Regions from separate parts of the Homo sapiens genome. Here region 2 is linked to region 1. The links are chromatin loops, found by intact Hi-C in ENCODE. Cell type or tissue: thyroid gland. All regions are shown on one strand. Each heading gives the region's core, and the rest is flanking DNA. Links, peaks and the distances in the headings are about the cores only.

Region 1 (4,392 bases), core at 247-4,246:
CCTTTCAAAGAGTTTTGCTGTAAAGGAGATAAAAGAAATGAGGCAGTAGCTGGTACTATGTAATCCTCAAGAACAACTCTTTGAAGAAGGTATCATTACTATCATTCCCATTCTACAGTTATGAAGTCTAAGTTAAGTGACTTGTGCAGGGATGCACAGTAATGACAGAGCTGGGATAAAAAACCAGGTAGTTTGTCTTTGGAGCTCTCGCTCTTAACCACTGTACTATGCTCAGTACGTTAAATGTGGGGAAATAACATGGTCAGCTTTGCATTTGGGATCACTTTGAAAGACTTGCAGACGACAAAATTGGAGGCAAGGGGACCAGCGAGGAGTCTACTGCAATAGTCTAGGCAGGAGATGATGGTCACCTCCACCAGGGAAGTGGCAGTAGAAATGAGAAAAGTGGAAGAATTGCAAAGATATATGGAGGTAACACCGACGAGGAGAGCTTGGCAAGGCTAGAAGAACAAGAATGCGGAAAGGGTCAGTTATGGATGTCTGATTTACAGCTTGGGTCAGTGAAATAGCTGAGACAGATAGGACAAAAGGAAAACTAGAGTGAGGTAAGAAATGAGTTCATTTGGGACATATTCAGTGCTGCCTGTGCTCCCTATTGGGGAAAATATCAGAATTGAAGTCACCTCCATTTATTGGCAGAGTTAGCTTCACCTTGTTAGTAACTACAAATGATGGGTTCCTGGTTGAGGAAGAAGGTAAGCATGATTTTCACTGATGCCCCTCTCAGGCAGAGCAAAGGCCATGAAGTTAATGTTGTGCCTCCAGATTCTGGCCTAAATACCTCCTTCCTGAGTCGATTTCCTAGGGCCACCCTCCTTTCCAACAAATAGACATGGTTCTACCAAGGTCTTGGCTTCAGCCCTAGGAAAATTGCACATGGTAAAAGGAAAAAGCTTGTAAGTTAGACATATTTCATATACAGAGGTTGCAGTTTAAGGAGGATGATGACCACTTACTAGTTGTGGAACACTGGATAAATTTGCTTAACTTTTCTGAGTTTTGTTTCCCCTAATTATTTATTTATTTATTTATTTATTTGAGATAAGGTCTTGCTCTGTCACCCAGGCTGGAGTGCAGTGGTGCAAACATGGCTCACTGCAGCCTCAACCTCCTGGGCTCAAGTGATCATCCTGCCTCAGCCTCCTGAGTAGCTGGGACTACAGGTGCACACCACCATACCTGGCTAATTTTTAAAAATTTTGTAGAGATGGGAGTCTCACCATGTTGTTTGGCTGATCTCAAACTCCTGGATTCAAGCAGTTCTCCCGCTTCAGCTGCCTAAAGTGCTGGGATTACAGGTGTGAGCCACTGCACCTGGCCAGTTTCCCAGTTTAAGATGAGAATAGTGGCTGGGCACAGTGGCTCATTCCTGTAATTCCAGCACTTTGGGAGGCTGAGGCAGGCAGATCACTTGAGATCAGGAGTTCCAGACCAACCCGGCCAACATGGTGAAACCAAGTCTCTACTAAAAATACAAAAATTAGTTGGGCATGGTGACGGGTGGCTGTAATCCCAGCTGCTCAGTAGGCTAAGGCAGGAGAATCACTTGAACCCAGGAGGTGGAGGTTTCAGTGAGCCGGGATTGCACCACTGCACTCCAGCCTGGGTGACAAAGCAAGACTCATCTCAAAATAAATAAATAAATAAATAAATAAATAAATAAATAAATAAATAAATAAAATTGAGGATAGTGGACTGGGTTTGGTGGCTCATGCCTGTAATCTCAGCACTTTGAGAGGCTGAGGTGGGAGGATCGCTTGAGACCAGAAGTTCAAGGCCACAGTGAGCTATGCGCTCCAGCCTGAGTGGCAGAGTGAGAACCTGTCAAAAAAAAAAAAAGAAGAAGAAAAAGAAGAAGAAGAACCTGTATCTTAAAATTAAAATGAATTATTGGAAGTAAAGAGTCTAACACAGGCAGCTGGGTGCTCAGAAAATGCCAATTTTATACCTCATTCCCTCTGTGAGATTCTTGGGATGTGATATCTGCAATTCCTTGTGGTGTTTGTGAGTCATATTCTACGTCTGGGCAGAGCAAGGACAGCAGGCTTTGATGGCCTTACCTGATTCGAGTGCATTCCATCCTGATCTATGAATACCCTAAACCCCATTTGAAGTACATAAATTCACAAGGTAAGACTCTCCCAGGACTCCAAGATTGCTTGATGCACTGTTGCTCCCTGTAGCCTCACAGTGGCAACCTGCTGGGGTCATCAGCACCACGTGTATGGACAGCTCCTCCTCCAGGACTTCCTTAACTCTTAATTCCAGAACCTGGCCTCTGCCCATGGTTCTGATCAAGATTTCCCTTCCTTTCTTGCCCTTCTTGCCATAGCTTCAAGTACTCAGGCCAGAGTCCATAGGCTTGGCATACCAGAAGGTACCTGAAGGCATCTGATTCCAAAACAAATCAGGTTAGACAAGCCTGCTCAGGTAAATACATTTTCTAAACCTGTATCACCACTTTTTGGGAAAGGCTTCATTGTTATCTATTGAGGCTGGTTCTGACATAAAGCTTATGTTTTGAAAACAGTATAACTTTTTAAAGTTTTTTAATGAGCCCCTTCTGGGTTGAAATTAATGTCTTTTATAGTTGCATTCTCCCTGGCTTTATTTTCCATGTCTTAGGAAAATGCTTATGTAGCTGCCTCAGCTTTTCACAAATTATCAAGGGAATTAGGGCACATTTTGGGGAGCTTGTTCTTTGGCCTTATTTTGAGAACATGTCACTTAAATAATTCTCTCTCTTCTCCCCAAGACAGGCGTGGACTATGGGAGGAGTCCCATAACTGTTGCCATGGGGAGTAGCTTTTGCTTTATTTAAGAGAACTAAACTGAAGCATACTTACATTAGCAAATGGAGCAGATTCTCAAATTTTAACATAAAGCCAAAGTGTGTGTGTGTGTCTGTGTGTGTGTGTGTGTGTGTGTATGTATATACATATATATACATATATATAGAAAGAGAGAGAGAGAATGAGAGAGAGAGTGAGAGAGAGAGAGAGAGAGAGGATCTCACTCTGTCACCCAGGCTGGAGTGTAGTGATGCCATCTTGGCTCACTACAATCTCTGCTTCCCAGGTTCAAGTGATTCTCCTGCCTCAGCCTCCTGAGTAGCTGGGATTACAGGTGTGCACCACCATGCCCGGCTAATTTTTGTATTTTTTTTTTTTTTTTGGTAGAGACGTGGTTTCACCATGTTGGCCAGGCTGGTCTCAAACTCCTGACCTCAAGTGATCTGCCTGCCTCAGTCCCCCAAACTGCTGGCGTTACAGGCATGAGCCATGGTGCCGGGCCATACATTCTTAAATTGGGGTCTTTCTTCTCTAAATTGGGTTGTGGGCTGACATAGGTACTCTGGTATTAGGACACCTGGAGGAAAAGTCCCAATTAAGAGTTCCTGGCTGGGTGCTGTGGCTCACACCAGTAATCCCAGCACTTTGGGAGGCCAAGGCGGGTGGATCATGAGGTCAGGAGATCAAGACCATCCTGGCTAACACGGTGAAACCCCGTCTCTACTAAAAAAAATACAAAAAAATTAGCTGGGTGTGGTGGCGGGCACCTGTAGTCCCAGCTACTTGGGAGGCTGAGGCAGGAGAATGATGTGAACCTGGGAGGTAGAGCTTGCAGTGAGCCGAGATCGCGCCACTGCACTCCAGCCTGGGCAACAGAGTAAGACTCCGTCTCAAAAAAAAAAAAAAAAAAAAGAGTTCCTACGAGTACTGAACTGACCCTACTTCTGGAAGGCAAGAAAATGAGCCAGGATTTACCATATAACAATCATGTACACAAATCTCGAGTTGCAAATCTTTACACATGCTATCTCAAGGAGTTGTCACAGCAACTCTGGGAGGTAGGTGTTACTATCACTGTTTCACAGATGAGAAGCTGAAGTTTGAGGAGGGGTCACAACTTACTTAAGACCACTCAGTTTGCAAGTGGCAGAGGAAAGATTTATGCTCAGGTCAGTTTTGACACCAGACTATAGTGTTAAGCCACTGTCTGTGACATCAGAAACTCCAGTAGGACAAAAGGCTCTGATGGCATGATAGGGATTGAGTGTGGGGCATGAAGTTGCTGATTCCAGAATGAATGTGGGAGGTTCCAGAGAATCCTCCACATCTGTGAACCAATGCCTCTCTAAAGTTGTCTTAGAGGCACAGGCTGGTGCTAGGACAGCTGCATTAGAATCATCTGGTGGGCATGTGAAGAACGCAAAGAGCTGGATTCCATTCCCAAAGAGTATAATCCAGTAGCTGATATGTTTTGGATGTTTGTCCCCTCCTAGTCTCATGTTGAAACGTGATTCCCAATGTTCACAGGGCCTAGTGGGAGGTGATTGGATCATGGAGGCAGATCCCTCATAAATGAAGT
Region 2 (4,392 bases), core at 299-4,298, 94 kb before region 1:
GGAAGACTCTAATAGAGAGAGCCCACATTCAACTAGTTTAAGTGTCATGATCATTGCTGGTCAGGTCAGGTGCGTGTTGAGTGCATGAGAGGCAGAGGGGGTCGTGTGCTGGCCATTTCTGGACCTCATTTACAAAGTTGGCTATTCATTAAGACTTAAGACTTGCCACATTGGGCCACCAAGCAAAGATTGCTGTCAGGAACCCAAACTGGGAAAATAGATCATTTATGTCCTGAATGGCTCATAACATTTTTTTTTTATTATACTTTAAGTTTTAGGGTACATGTGCACAATGTGCAGGTTAGTTACATATGTATACATGTGCCATGCTGGTGCGCTGCACCCACTAACTCGTCATCTAGCATTAGGTGTATCTCCTAATGCTATCCCTCCCCCCTCCCCCCACCCCACAACAGTCCCCAGAGTGTGATGTTCCCCTTCCTGTGTCCCTGTGTTCTCATTGTTCAATTCCCACCTATGAGTGAGAATATGCAGTGTTTGGTTTTTTGTTCTTGCGATAGTTTACTGAGAATAATGATTTCCAATTTCATCCATGTCCCTACAAAGGACATGAACTCATCATTTTTTATGGCTGCATAGTATTCCATGGTATATATGTGCCACATTTTCTTAATCCAGTCTATCATTGTTGGACATTTGGGTTGGTTCCAAGTCTTTGCTATTGTGAATAATGCCGCAATAAACATTCGTGTGCATGTGTCTTTATAACAGCATGATTTATAGTCCTTTGGGTATATACCCAGTAATGGGATGTCTGGGTCAAATGGTATTTCTAGTTCTAGATCAACATTTTTGTATAGAAAGGAGATAAGGCACAGTATTTGGAATTGCCTCTCCATGAATTTTTGATCCCTCCTGTCCTGCCACACACACACACAGACACACACACACACACACACACACACACACACACACACACACACAGTCCCTTCCCCTAAAAAAGCCCGTTCCTGCCCTGGTCTAGAAACCCAGGAGCCATCCCTGACTCTCCCTTCCCCTTAACAGTGAGTCTTGTTGATTCTCTCCTCAGCTTCTCTCTTGAATCTATCCTCTTCTCTCCATCCCACCACCAACCTAGTCCAAGCCACCACTGTCTGTCACTAAGAGCCTTGCTACTCAAAGAGTAGACTGGGAACCAGCATCACTGGAAGCTTGTTAGAAGTGCAATCTCTGAATCCACCCCAGACCTAGATGTAAGGAATCAGAATCTGCGTTTTAATAAGATCCCCAGTGACTCATTTGCACTTTAAAGTTCAAGAATGGGAATGCTGCAGGAGCCTCCTAACCAGTTTCCCCCTCCTACTGCTGCCTCACATTAACTCATTGGTCTGGAACCAATTTGCTCTCTTTTTATTTATTTATTTTTTGACTGCAACCTCTGCCTCTCAGGTTCAAGCAATTCTCCTGCCTCAGCCTCCCAAGTAGTTGGGACTGCAGGTGCACGCTACCATGCCTGGCTAATTTTTTGTGTTTTAGTAGAGACGGGGTTTCACCACGTTGCCCAGGCTGGTCTCGCACTCCTGAGCTCAGGCAATCCACCCGCCTCGGTCTCCCAAAGTGCTAGGAGTACAGGCATGAGCCACTGTGCCCAGCCTCAATTTGCCCTCTTAACTTGAGAACTCCCACACTATTCAGATAGTGCCATTTTTCCACTGTACTTCTCTACATGACACAGGATTGCTGTTCTAATTTTTTACAGATTATTTTATCCACAAGATAAAGACAAGATTTCTTGTTTCCTCCCTGAGTAGGTGAGGGAAGATATTTTGGGTCATTTCATTGGAGGCTGTGGGATTCTTTTCAGGGTCCTGCATTTATGAAACGGTTTCAGTTCCAAGTCCCCTTTTCAAGTGAGCCCAAGCTTTGTCCCTGTCCCAGCCCAGGCATGAAAACTCCAGCCCCAAGCCATTAGGGTTTGTATTCTGGAACTCCCCCCACCCCACTCCCACCTCTCAGCAGCCACAGAATCCACTTGGGATCTTTCTGCTCTGTCTTTAACCTCTCCTAATCTCTGCCTCAGGATTATTTGCCTTTCTTTATGTGAAACTCAGACCCACTGTTTGATTTAGTTTAGTTTAGTGTTGTTTGTTTGTTTGTTTGTTTGTTTCTGAGGTGGAGTTTCATTCTTGTTGCCCAGGCTGGATTGCAATGGCCTGATCTCGGCTCACCGCAACCTCCGCCTCCCGGGTTCAAGCGATTTGCCTGCCTCAGCCTCCGGAGTAGCTGGGATTACAGGCATGTGCCAGCACGCCTGGCTAATTTTGTATTTTTTAATAGAGATGGGGTTTCTCCATGTTGGTCGGGCTGGTCTCAAACTCCCGACCTCAGGTGATCCACCTGCCTCGGCCTCCCAAAGTGTTGGGATTACAGGCGTGAGCCACCGCACCCGGCCTAGTTTAGTTTTTAAAATGAAAGTCATTTCTATGTGTTTATGGTGGAGTTAGGAGAGGAGGAGGGAAAAGAGTCCCCTACTGGCCCAACTTACTTATCCTGTTACCAGTCAGAGCCATCATCTTAAAACTGCGGTCAGATCCCGCTACTGTCCTGTTTAAAATGGGTCAGTGGCTTTTCTCCACGTTTGGGCCAAAATCCAAAACGCAGAGTAGGCAACCTGGCCCCTGCCTACTCAGCTCCCCAGTCATTGGTGCGAGGAATAAAGTTGTTGAAAGTGTGACAGTCTAGAGCTGCACTGTCCCACAGGGGGCCACTCCAGACCGAGCTGTGTGCTTGGTGCATACTGGATTTCAAAGACTTCCTATGACAAAAAGAATGTAAAGTACCTCTTTAATTAAAAAAAAATTGTTTTTTTGAGACAGAGTCTCACTCTTTCGCCCAGGCTGGAGTGCAGTGGTGCCATCCCTGGATGGCCTCAACTATAGCCTCAACCTCCTAGGCTCAAGCAATCCTCTTGCCTTAGCCTCCTAAGTACCTGGGACCACAGGTGTGCACCATTAAGCCCAGCTAATTTTTGTATTTGTTGTAGAGATGAGGTCTCACTATGATGTTCAAACTGGTCTTGAACTCCTGAGCTCAAGCAATCTGCCTGCCTGGGCCTCTCAAAGTGCTGAGATTACAGGCATGAGCCACAGCGGCTGGCCCAAATAAATTTTTATGTAGATTACATGTTGAAATGGTAATATTTGGATTATTGTGTTAAATTAAATATATTTCTTATTTTATTTATTTATTTTTTTGAGATGGAGTCTCACTCTGTCACCCAGGCTGGAGAGCAATGGCACAATCTCGGCTTACTGCAACCTCCACATCCTGGGTTCCAGCAATTCTCCTGCCTCAGCCTCCTGAGTAGCTGGGACTACAGGCGTGTGCCACCATGCCTGGCTAATTTTTGTATTTTTTAGTAGAGATGGGGTTTCACCATATTGCCCAGGCTGGTCTTGAACTCCTGACCTCATGATCCGCCTGCCTCAGCCTCCCAAAGTGCTGGGATTACAGGCGTGAGCCACCGCACCTGGCTAAATATATTTTTTTAAATTAGCACCGGCCGTGGTGGTGCACACCTGTAGTCCCAGCTACTCGGGAGGTTAGGGCAGGAGAATCACTTGGGCCCAGGGGTTCCAGTCCAGCCTGGGCAACACAGCAAGACTGTCTCAAAAAAAAAGGTTTTTAATTAATTTCACCTTCTTAAAAATATGGTTCCTAGGAATTTAAAATGACAAAGGCAGTTTACATTATATTTCCATCAGACATTGCCGGTGAAGCACCTGGAAGCAAAAGTGATTGCAGACATTGGAACTCATATGTCATTTCTGTTCGCTCTGGTAGACTCGGGTGCCTCGGGAAAGCCCAGTGCTTTCAGAAGCAATTCATTTAGCACTGAGCGACATCTGAGCTCATTCCTGACTGTGTTGAGGGGTGGGCAATCTCACTGGGGAAAAACAAACAGCCCGAATCAGGCTTTGTTCTTAATGATATTCCTAAGTGCTGACGACACCCCTGCTGGGTCCAGCCTCAGGGGACACAGTGGGGAACTGATTGACAGCCATTAAGAAAATGGAATTGAACACCTCAGATCAGACATCAAGGCAGAATCTTTATCAAGCTAGCATCAGACTCTGCGAGCTCTCCAGCTAGGAGGAAGGCTTGCCTCTAGGACCTTTGCTGTTTGCGATTATAGACAGTCCCCAGTGCTATTTAACATTCTAGAATTCGAATTGTAAAAAGACATCATTGTGTACTGCTTGCCATTCACTGGCCATGTGGATGAGTGAGTTAACCAAGTTAACCTCCATGGCCCTCAGTGTTCTCATACATAGCATGGTGGTGAAAATTGTACCTACGTCATGGAGTTGGTGGAAAAACGAGACGAGCATCCAGCCATGCACTTATAACAGTGCCCAGCATACAGCCAGT

Evidence for each region. Hi-C counts contacts between places; a loop is a spot of excess contacts. Peaks named below come from ENCODE experiments on the same cell type or tissue, not always from the same donor. Only the 100,000 strongest peaks of a DNase experiment are listed, where the experiment ranks them.
Region 2: it touches region 1 in a loop (2.6-fold over the local background); 2 of 110 quality-filtered maps call a loop at or near these places.

The regions. Positions count from the first base shown.
Region 1 is chr17:28,006,445-28,010,836 of GRCh38, forward strand. No RefSeq gene overlaps it. Among named protein-coding and RNA genes, the nearest start is that of LINC01992, 17 kb to the left of the region's middle. In thyroid gland, for the core only: no CTCF peak of the experiment used is centred there; a DNase peak (open chromatin) is centred at 2,257.
Region 2 is chr17:27,911,895-27,916,286 of GRCh38, forward strand. No RefSeq gene overlaps it. Among named protein-coding and RNA genes, the nearest start is that of LYRM9, 21 kb to the left of the region's middle. RefSeq lists a silencer at 2,198-2,511 and an enhancer at 3,585-4,392. In thyroid gland, for the core only: a CTCF peak has its summit at 2,713; a DNase peak (open chromatin) is centred at 2,707.